Linked DNA regions of Homo sapiens: region 1 is linked to region 2. Evidence: read pairs that join two places in POLR2A ChIA-PET (ENCODE). Cell type or tissue: OCI-LY7. All regions are shown on one strand. Each heading gives the region's core, and the rest is flanking DNA. Links, peaks and the distances in the headings are about the cores only. Region 1 overlaps PHRF1 (PHD and ring finger domains 1). Region 2 holds the start of GATD1 (glutamine amidotransferase class 1 domain containing 1).

Region 1 (6,145 bases), core at 2,146-6,145, 190 kb after region 2:
AGCTTCACTTGCCAAAAGAAAAATCTACAAAAAAAAATAAAAATAAAAATGGCCGGGCGTGGTGGCTCACGCCTGTAATCCCAGCAGTTTGGGAGGCCGAGACGGGTGGATCACCTGAGGTTGGGAGTTCAAGACCAGCCTGACCAACATGGTGAAACCCTGTCTCTACTAAAAATACAAAATTGCCCTGGCGTGGTGGTGGGCACCTACAGTTCCAGCTACGCGGGAGGCTGAGGCAGGAGAATCGCTTGAACCCGGAAGGTGGAGGTTGTGGTGAGCCAAGATCGCGCCATTGCACTCCAGCCTGGGCAACAAGAACAAAACTCCGTCTCAAAAAAACAAAAAAAAAAAGAAAAGTCTAAGTCTGAATCTACTGTGTGCTGTGGACCCACCACAACAGAACAGGAACAGGAAGTACCAGAGCCAGACTTTGGGTGACATCACAGCCTGCCACCACCAGCAGCATGAGGAATGTCTGGGTCCTGCTTCAAACTAAGCATACAGGCAGTTTTCAGCTACTCAGTGAAACAGAACAGGAGGACCCAGTCACTAGGAACCCTGGGTGAGGTCACGGTCCTGAAGAGAGCCGGGGACAGCACGGGCTGCTGGTGCAATCGCAGGGAGGGGAGGGAGTCAAGAGGTAGTGGTGTCGGAGCTGAGCCCTGAGTACAGAGGTCGGGGACTCATGAGTCATCCTCAGACTGCAAGCTCTCCTTTTCTGACATTTTTCACAATATTCAGAAAGGGAGGGGGGAGCTGACTGCTTCTAAAAGTTCATTTTGAAATATAAAATACACTGCACGTTTACGGTAAACTCTATTCACCTGTTTTAAGGACAGTCTCTTTTGATGCCAGTTATTGTGAATGAATGCCAAATCGTACCGGTGTTTTCTGTATCAACTGAGAGAACCACATGTCAAGGCAGCAAAGTGACCACGCACCACAGCACACCTGCCTCTGGCTTGCAGGCCAAGATGGCCCCTATGTCAACCAGGGTTTCTGCAGCTGGTCCTGGGAGACCCACGGCCATCCTCTCTCCTGCCCCTGACCAATACACCACAAACGCCTCACATGAGCTCACCCACACCCCCAAGAGCCATGGTGCTCACAAAGCAAAGACCAAGCCAGACTCAATCCTGTGGCCCCAGGGTCAGCCGCAGAGCAGACAACTAGAACCTCACAAGAGGCTGAACACAGGCTGGGTCACCTATAAACAGGGAGGCCATCCTGAAGGGAGGAAGCACCCAACCAGAGGTGAACTCACCTTGGACCATTCGACAATGCAGTCCAGGCAGAAGTAATGGGCACAGTTCTCCGGCGTCCCCACGGCCTGGTCTCTGAATGCGTTGAGACAGATTGGGCAGCTCTCTGCATCATCATCAGAATTGAAAGAGCCAGCGGCTTCCAGTTTCCCCTGAGTACCCGCTACCTCCAGCAATGTCTCCCCGTCGTCTTCAGAATCCTCGGAACCTGGAGAGGAAACATGCCAGCTGGTGCAAGCAGGATGGGCAGCGTGAACCGCGGCACTGGAGGCAAGCGGGCCCAGGCTGCGCTCAGGACACCAGGTCGGCAATGCACAGCCCACCTCCCCGCAGGCTCCTGCCACTTACCTCCACGTCCACGCTCAGCACATCCACAACCCTGGGAGCCCTGCCCTGCACCTAACCTGAAGCCTCGGGTGCCCTGCACCGAGGGGCGGGAAGCTGAGCGTCCTGAGTGCCAGACCAGCTCCTCTAAGCTGAGCCTGGGGCTGAGGCAGACCTCGAGAGGCAGGGCAGCCCTGGGGCCTAGCACAGGTCCCAGAGACCATCAGGTTCATTTCAGAGCCTCCAAGCGAGCCCCTCAGTGCAGCAGCCCCCTGACAGCAGCCCCCATTTCCAACGCCCCCTTCTCAAAGCATGAGGACCACAAACCCTCTGCCCGCGGAAGGGACTTCCTTCTGAGGTTGCCTGTTCCTCCTCCCTGTGGGAGGCAGAGCACAGACTCCTAACTGGGCCACTAACCACAACCGTTCTGGCCAATTCGGAGTGGTTCTGAGGCTACACCTTGACCAGCAGGGAGCAGGGAGATGCTCCGAGTTCAACACGGCAGAGCCCATACGTGCACTGCTATCTTCTTTGTACCAAACTCCAATGAAACAACGCTAAAGTAAACAGAACACAAGTTCACATGGGAAGAGGAGCAGACTCGGTGTGGGTGGCAGGTTCCTCCTAGGCCCGAAACCCTCCAAACCCTCCCGGTTCCACGCATGTGGGCAGGACCCTGCCAGCACTGGGGCATCACTGCCAGGACCCTCTGTTATCTGGCAAAGGGAAAGACACACCCAGAACAGAAATATTTACACTGTTAAAGAGGCTGGGAGAAGTGAGAGCTGCGAGGGAGGCAGCAGAAGAGTTTTAAGTTCCCATCTTTCATGTTAAGAGTTGAAGAGCTACTGGCCGGGCGTGGTGGCTCACGCCTGTAATCCCGGCATCTTTGGGAGGCTGAGGTGGGCAGATCACGAGGTCAGGAGATAGAGACCATCCTGGCTAACAGTGAAACCCCGTCTCTACTAAAAGTACAAAAAATTGCCAGGCGTGGTGGCTCAAGCCTGTAATCCTAGTACTTTGGGAGGCTGAGGCAGGTGGATCACCTGAGGTCAGGGGTTTGAGACCAGCCTGGCCAACATGGTGAAACCCCGTCTCTACAAAAAATACAAAAATAGCCGGGTGTGGTGGCGTGTGCCTGTAATCCCAGCTACTTGGGAGGCTGAGACAGGAGAATCGCTTGAACCTGGGAAGCAGAGGTTGCAGTGAGCCTAGACTGCACGATTGCACTCCAGCCTGGGCAACAGAGCAAGACTCCGTCTCAAAAATAAATAAATAAATAAATATACAAAAAATTAGCTGGACGCGGTGGCAGGTGCCTATAGTCCCAGCTACTTGGGAGGCTGAGGCAGGAGAATGGCGTGAACCTGGGACGCAGAGCTTGCAGTGAACTGAGATCGTGCTGCTGCACTCCAGCCTGGGCAACAGAGCGAGACTCGACCTCAAAAAAAAAAAAAAAAAAGAGTTGAAGAGCTACTACCTCAAGCTGGAAAGGGCTACTACCTCAAGCTGGAAAGGGCTACTACCTCAAGCTGGAAAGGGCTACTACCTCAAGCTGGAAAGGGCTACTACCTCAAGCTGGAAAGGGCTACTACCTCAAGCTGGAAAGGGCTACTACCTCAAGCTGGAAAGAGCTACTACCTCAAGCTGGAAAGGGCTACTACCTCAAGCTGGAAAGGGCTACTACCTCAAGCTGGAAAGGGCTACTACCTCAAGCTGGAAAGGGCTACTACCTCAAGCTGGAAAGGGCTACTACCTCAAGCTGGAAAGGGCTACTACCTCAAGCTGGAAAGGGCTACTACCTCAAGCTGGAAAGGGCTACTACCTCAAGCTGGAAAGGGCTACTACCTCAAGCTGGAAAGGGCTACTACCTCAAGCTGGAAAGGGCTACTACCTCAAGCTGGAAAGGGCTACTACCTCAAGCTGGAAAGGGCAGTGTAACAAGTGATTTCCAGCAGGAAACACCAGGGTGGGAAAAGCAATGAGAACGAAAGCTCCCAAGCCCCAGCAACGTGGGTGTTGCTCGTGGAATAACTCCCTCCTCAACATGTTTCCCACCAGTTAGGGACCCACTGGCTACTTCTTCATGTTTAAAAAACAGTCCTGGCCAGGCGCGGTGGCTCATGCCTGTCATCCCAGCACTTTGGGAGGCCAAGGCGGGTGGATCACCTGAGGTCAGGAGTTCAAGACCAGCCTGGCCAACATGGTGAAACCCCATCTCGAATAACAATACAAAAATTACCCAGGCATGGTGGTGCGCGCCTGTAATCCGAGCTACTCGAGAGGCTGAGGCAGGAGAATCGCTTGAACCCGGGAGGCAGAGGCTGCAGTGAGCCGAGATTGCGCCACTACACTCCAGCCTGGGCAACAAGAGTGAAACTCGGTCTCAAAAAAAAAAAAAAAAAAAAAAAAAGGTCCTGGAGAAATAAAAAGAAGTGTTCACAGTGGCTATACCAACACCTCTCCAGTGCCTTCCCATCCCCTTCCTTCGGGGCGCTCAGCCCTCAGGGGCTCCAGGTCTCCATAAACCTGTCTCTTCACAGCTCCCCCGTCCTGGCCTGCCGCCTCTGCCCAGCCACCTCCTCCTGCCCCTCAGGTGGCAGCTTGGATTCTCCAGAAGCCTCTCCCCACCCCAGGTCCATGGAGCCTGCCCCTCCCCTGGACGCCCACAGCTCTCAGTGTCTATGACCCTGTCCCCCAGCTGCTGCTTGGCGCACTGTTTGCTGCTAGAAGGTGAGCGCAGACACGGTGGGGGCCCTGCTGAGGCTCCCGCCACCTTCACTCCAGCCCCCAACCCAGAGTCTCTGGCATCCAATGTGCCCTCAGGATCTCAAGGACAGAGTCACCTGGCGGCCCTGACGGCCCACACTTTCAGCCCTGGCAACGCCAGAACTGGTGCGGAGACCTACTACAGATGAACCAGAGCCCTAACCTGATGCTGGGAGGGAGCAGGGAAGCCCCTCAGGACCTGCAGACCCAAGCAGACCCGCAGAGCACGTGCAGAGCTAAACATCGAACTCTGGAAGGACACGGCCAACACACATTGGCTCAGGCCATGAGTGCCATTCCCTTACCAACAGTCTCAAACAGGAGTGTTACCTTTCTGGAACATTCTAACCCTGATAACCACAGGGCTATGCAGAAAGACTGCTACACACAGATCACAGTAGCCACTTGAGGACCATGGATTTTCCAGCCCAAGGGTGATGTCAGAAGGAAAGTAGTGGAAAGGCAAAGTTCTGAGCCTGAGCTCGGCCTCCCTCTGAGGAAGCAACCACAGCAGGGCCGGGGCAGGGCCACCTCCTTGGTGGCCTCACAGGCTGTGCACCACCGAGGGTGATGGCAACAGGGGACAAGGAAGGAGGTACCACCAGCGCACCCCACGGACTTGTCTCCCCTTTGTTTTGTTTGAGATAACGTCTCGCTCCAACACCCAGGCTGGAATGCAGCCTCAACTTCCTGGGCTCAAGGGTCCTCCCACCTCAGCCTCCTGCGTAGCTGAGACCATGGGCCTGGGCCACCACACCCAGCGCAGACCTGCCCTTTGGAACATTGTTCTCTCAAAAGAAGTTCAAGGGCACAACCATCAGCCAATTGTAAGTGAGCTGAGAATTTTTTATCTTTTTGAGACAGAGTCTCGCTCTGTGGCCCAGGCTGGAGTGTGGTGGCGTGATCTCAGCTCGCTGTAGCCTCGACCTCTTGGGCTCAAGCGATCCTCCAACCTCAGCCTCCTGAGTAGTGGGGATTACAGGCACGCACCACCACGCCCGGCTAATTTTGGTGGGGTTTTTTTGTTTGTTTTTTTTGAGACAGAGTCTCGCTCTGTTGCCCAGGCTGGAGTGCAGTGGCGATCTTGGCTCACTGCAACCTCCGACTCCCGGGTTCCAGCAATTCTCCTGCCTCAGCCTCCCAAGTAGCTGGGATTACAGGCGCGTGCCAACACGACTGGCTAATTTTTCTATTTTTAGTAGAGACGGGGTTTCACCATGTTAGCCACAATGGTCTCGATCTCCTGACCTCCTGATCCGCCCGCCTCGGCCTCCCAAAGTGCTGGGATTACAGGCGTGAGCCACCGCGCCCAGACAGCCAGAATTTCTTTTTCTTCCTTTGAGATGGAGTCTCGCTCTGTCGCTCAGGCTGGAGTACAATGGCACAATCTCGGCTCACTGCAACCTCCACCTCCTAGGTTCACACCATTCTCCTGCCTCAGCCTTCCGAGTAGCTGGGATTACAGGCGTCTACCACCACACCCGGCTAATTTTTTGTATTTGTAGTAGAGAGGGGGTTTCACTATGCTGGCCAGGCTCGTCTTGAAAAAAGGCCGGGCGCGGTGGCTCACGCCTGTAATCCCAGCACTTTGGGAGGCTGAGGTGGGCGGATCACGAGGTCAGGAGATCGAGACCATCCTGGCTAACGCGGTGAAACCCCATCTCTACTAAAAATACAAAAAATTAGCCAGGCTTGGTGGCGGGCGCCTGTAGTCCCAGCTACTCGGGAGGCTGAGGCAGGAGAATGGTGTGAACCCAGGAGGCAGAGCTTGCAGTGAGCCGAGATCGCGC
Region 2 (4,531 bases), core at 532-4,531:
CACTTTCCCAGGATTGGCTGTGCCGGGAACCAGCGATGCCCACACACAGACATGACACCTTGGACTACGGTGGGGACCCAAGGGTACACTAGGGGGCACACCACCTGTGGACACAGGTGCACACACACGCATTAGACTTGCCGCCAGCGTGAGGGCCAAGCCTGGCTTCCAGCTTCCTCCTCCATACTGCTGTTCTAACTTGGGGGAGGGGAAGAGGAATGGGGAGGGGGCTGCTGCAGACTCAGCCCTGCACCTGTGGCTGGTCCAGCTCAGCTCCATCAGGGACACCTTGGGGCCAGTGCAGGTGGGGCTGGGCAAGCAGGTAGACCTGCTCCAACCTGCCCCTCCTGCTCCCGGGTTTGAGGCCCACAGTGTGTGTCTGTGGGGGACAAGATCCTGTGCAGATCCAGAAAGCTCTCCAAGCGGCTAGGCCCAGCCTGTGGTGTGACCGCAGGCCTGCGAGGCTTCAGACACCTCCATCCACTAACACCCCCACCCACCTAACACTGGACACTCACTCAGCTCCGTCCTCTGCTCCCTAACCCAACTCTCGGCCTTGCCTGTACCAGGAGCTCCCAGCTCCCACTTCCCCTGTGGTGGGAGGGCTCTGTGTCAGGTGAGGCAGGGTGCACTGCTTGTCTGACGGGGGTCAGGGACCCTTCTCCAGGCTGGGCCAGGGGGAGCCAGAGGCCAGTGGCTTTTTTTTTTTTTTGAGAAGGAGTCTCAATCTGTCGCCCAGGCTGGAGTGCAGTGGCGCAATCTTGGTTCATTGCAACCTCTGCCCCCGCTGGGTTCACGTGATTCTCCCGCCTCAGCCTCCCAAGTAGCTTGGATGACAGGTGCTGCCACTGCTAATTTTTGTATTTTTCTTAGTAGAGACGGGGTTTCACCATCTTGGCCAGGCTGGTCTTGAACTCCTGACCTCGTGATCCACCCGCCTGGGCCTCCCAAAGTGTTGGGATAACAAGCGTGAGCCACCGCGCCCGGCGGAGGCCAGTGGTTTTCAGGGGGTGTGACCCACAGAATTCCTCACCTTGGCTGTTCCCAACCATGACGGTTCCCCTGGTTGGAGCAGAGGCTTGGTGGGACCTTCATACTGGCAGCAGGGGGCCAGGGACCTGGGCGGCCCGCTCGCCTGCTGGCTCTGTCTCAAGCGCCCTTTTGGCCTCAAAGGGTGCCTGCCTGTCTGCCAACCACTCCACGTGGTCTCACCCCCTCCAACTACAGTCTAAGGAAAAACTGCTTCAGGCCAGGCGCGGTGGCTCACGCCTGTAGTCCTCGCACTTTGGGAGGCCAAGGCAGGCAGATCGCTTTAGATCAGGAGTTCGAGACCAGCTTGGACAACACAGTGAGACCCCCTCTCTACCCAAAACACAAAAAAATTAGCTGGGCGTGGTGGAGTGTGCACCTGGGGTCCCGGTTGCTCAACAGGCTGAGGTGGGAGGATCGCTTGAACACGGTAGGCAGACGCTGTAGTGAGCCGAGATCACGCCACTGCACTCCAGAGGCCCTGTCTCAAAAAAAAAAAAAAAAAAAGAAAAACTGCTTCAATTCTCCTCACCAAAGCCAGCACGCCCGAGGTGTCCCCATCTCAGGAAGTGACACTCCGTCCTCCCAGGAGCTCAGCCCGACGCCCCACAACCCTGCAGGCCTCCCCGCGACGCCCCCGTCCTGGGCCGGCGGAGCCCACCCCGCCTCCTGGACCCCGCCGTCCCCCTCCTAGTCTCCGGGGACACCCGGAGCTTCTGACCCCGCAGCCCCCCGGTCTCCCCTGCTCCTCGGGTGTGGCCACCGGAACACCACGGGCACCTTCGCGCCCCGACACCGCCGCCTGGCTCTGCTGATGCCCGCGCCCCCACCCCAGGCCAAGAGCCCTACCCCGCGCGCGCTCAGACTGCGCATGCGGCCGGGGAGGACCCTCGCGACCCTACCTATTGGCCCCTGCCAGGCTCGGATGCCGAACCCGCCGGGGCCAAAGCAGGCGCGACCTGCGACCGCCCGGGCGCGCGGAGCGGCGGGCAGCCCAGCCGACCCGGACCGGGTACGAACGCGCAGGCGCCCAGTCCCACCCGGCTCCGCCCCCGGCCGCCAGGGCACGTGACCCGCGAACTCCCGGGCGCGCCCAGACGCCGCGCACGCGCAGACCCAGCGCCGAGCCCGAGCCATGGCGTCCGAGCGGCTCCCTAACAGGCCCGCCTGTCTGCTCGTGGCCAGCGGCGCCGCCGAAGGTGAGGCCCGGCGGCCGGGGCCAGTGTCCGAAGAGCGTCCGCGAGGGGGCTGCCCGGGGCGGGAGGTTCGGGACACGGTGGGCGCGCGTCACGTGGCGCCGGAGGCCGAGGCCGCTGGGGGCGCCGGGCAGGGGCCGGGGGAGGGCGGAGCGGGGTCGGTGTCGGGATGGAGCTCGGGGCGGGGACGGGGGCGGGGGTGGGGTCGCGGGTTGGTGGGATGGAGCTCGGGGCGGGGTCGGGGGGTCGTGATGGATCCCGGCGCCGCGTCGCTCCTCCGAGTCTCGTCTGCCCGGCGAGGCGGCCCGGGCCCGACGTTTCTAGCGGAGGGAGCCGCGTGCCTGGGCCTGGTCTCTGAGGCCGCTGCGCTGCGAGAGGGGAGCCCGGGTGTGGGGAGGGGCCATTCCGGGAGTTGACCCAGCTCTGAGGTCGGGCGGCCGCGGGGACCCTGACCTTCTGAGCCACCGGCTTCTGAGGAGACCCGGAGCCCCCTCCTGGAGAAGGCGCCCCGCGGCCCCCGTCCTGGGGCAAGGGTACCAGGGCAGTACTGGCCTGGGGCTCACGCGGGTCGGAGCGCAGCGGGGTGCGTCCCCTGGCGCTGAGCCTGCAGGGTCTCAGGGCAGCAGGGGAGGGATGAGCAGCGGAGCACGAGGGTGCCTGGCCTTGTTCTGAGCCTTTTGGAGAGGGAAGTGAGCAGCCCAAGGTCACCGCACCACGGAGAGGTGGGGGCCGGGGTTGCGACCCAGGGGTCTGCCTCTTGAAGTCTGTAGCTCCTCAAGTGTGGACGGGGAGATGGGGCTGTGGGGTTGTGGCGTCACGATGTGCTGAGCTCCAGGGGTCCTGAGTGATGCCCCCAGACTGCGGGTGGGAGGAGCCTCGAGTGGGGTTCAGTCCTGGGGGGGTGGGTTGGGGCTTGTTTCCAGAGCAGGTAGGCGTGAGGAGGTCCGGCATGTTGAGGACGTGGGGTCTTAGCGCCAGCAGGCTGGGGGCAGCACTTCAGGAGGCCGGAAGGGCGGGCAGCTGGGGGAACAGAGCCTGCGGCAGTCTACTGGGCACTTTGTTTTTCCTCGATAAGTGGACATTTTACAGTGAATATGTATTAACTTATATAAGAATGAAGAGTCTGGGCGCAGTGGCTCACGCCTGTAATCCCAGCACTTTGGGAGGCTGAGGCGGGCGGATCACGAGGTCAAGAGATCGAGACCATTCTGGCTAAAACAGTGAAACTCCGTCTCTACTAAAAGTACAAAAATTAGCTGGGCGTGGTGGCACCCTCCTGTAGTCCCAGCTACTCGGGAGGCTGAGGCAGGAGAATTGCTTGAGCCTGGAAGGTGGAGGTTGCAGTGAGCCGAGATCGCACCACTGCACTCCAGCCTGGCGACAGACCGAGACTCCGTCTCAAAAAAAAAAAAAAAAAAAAAAAAAGAATGAAGATAAAAATGAAGCTGAGGGATTGGGCCCCAGAGTTAAAATAAATGTAGAGAGATACAGCTCACGCTACTTTGGAATAAACTTGTAAGTGCTCTCCGGCAGGCAGGGTGGGCGGGGCTGTGTCCTTCCCCTGGTAGGACAGAGGCCCCCAGAGCCTTCTGGATTGGGTGTGGTGTGTTGAGTTTCTTTTTTAAAAGTTTTTTGAGGGGCCGAAGGATGCTAGGAAGAGCTGGCGGGGGAGGGGTATAATCCCAGAACCCTTGTGAGGAAAGGGTCCCTCTGAGCGGCTTCCCTGGAAGGGGTGAGGGGGGGCCAGGACACTTCTGCGTTCTCCATGGTGCCTGAGGGCCTGAGTCCCTGGTGGTTCAGTGAGAGGATGAGCTGAACTCTGTGACCCTCACACCCGGGTTTGCCTTTCAGAAAGGTCTCTCGTGGCTCTGTTAGCACTAGGATGAGGCTGGGGTGTGGGAGTGGCATGGACAGTTGAGGTGGGCTGCATCCTCTCCCAGCTTCTGGCTGAGGCTGGAGGTGACAGTGCCAGGCTGGGGAAAGAGCCCGCCATGGGGGATGCAGGCCCGGGGATGGCCTACCGTTCTGGCAGACCTGGCTGTGCCCCTCTGACTCATGCCTTCCCAGCTTCCTTCTCCTGGACGTGAATGGGTGGCTGGCCCTGCCCCAGGGCTTCAAGTAGTCGTTCTTGGGTGTAGGGGAGAGGGCTGCTCCTCAGCGTGTTCTGGGGTCAGTCGAGGCCATGGGGGTGTCTGGGTAGCCCCCTGAGGCGGGGCACGCTAGTCCTGTCGAGCCCACACTCACTGGGACCTTCTGCAGGTGTGTCGGCCCAGTCCTTCCTCCACTGTTTCACGATGGCCAGCACC

The links. Peaks named below come from ENCODE experiments on the same cell type or tissue, not always from the same donor. Only the 100,000 strongest peaks of a DNase experiment are listed, where the experiment ranks them.
Region 1: POLR2A ChIA-PET joins it to region 2 with 7 read pairs; 6 of 35 experiments call an interaction of 5 or more read pairs at or near these places.

The regions. Positions count from the first base shown.
Region 1 is chr11:582,584-588,728 of GRCh38, reverse strand. It overlaps PHRF1 (PHD and ring finger domains 1), which reads right to left. Exons shown (of 18, transcript NM_001286581.2): 4 at 1,265-1,470. Among named protein-coding and RNA genes, the nearest start is that of PHRF1, 9.2 kb to the right of the region's middle. RefSeq lists enhancers at 3,965-4,464, 4,465-4,966. In OCI-LY7, for the core only: no CTCF peak of the experiment used is centred there; no DNase peak of the experiment used is centred there.
Region 2 is chr11:775,096-779,626 of GRCh38, reverse strand. GATD1 (glutamine amidotransferase class 1 domain containing 1) reads left to right here and starts at 2,140. Exons shown (of 8, transcript NM_182612.4): 1 at 2,140-2,228; 2 at 4,485-4,531. The coding sequence starts at 2,165. It overlaps LOC124900301, which reads right to left and starts at 2,049. Exons shown (of 2, transcript XM_047427954.1): 1 at 1,932-2,049; 2 at 1-1,510. GATD1-DT (GATD1 divergent transcript) reads right to left here and starts at 2,049. Exons shown (of 2, transcript NR_126343.1): 1 at 1,932-2,049. RefSeq lists silencers at 1,640-1,739, 1,790-2,499, 2,510-2,719. In OCI-LY7, for the core only: a CTCF peak has its summit at 2,814; DNase peaks (open chromatin) are centred at 1,506, 2,096, 2,526 and 2,856; H3K4me3 peaks cover 3,441 bases; H3K27ac peaks cover 1,993 bases.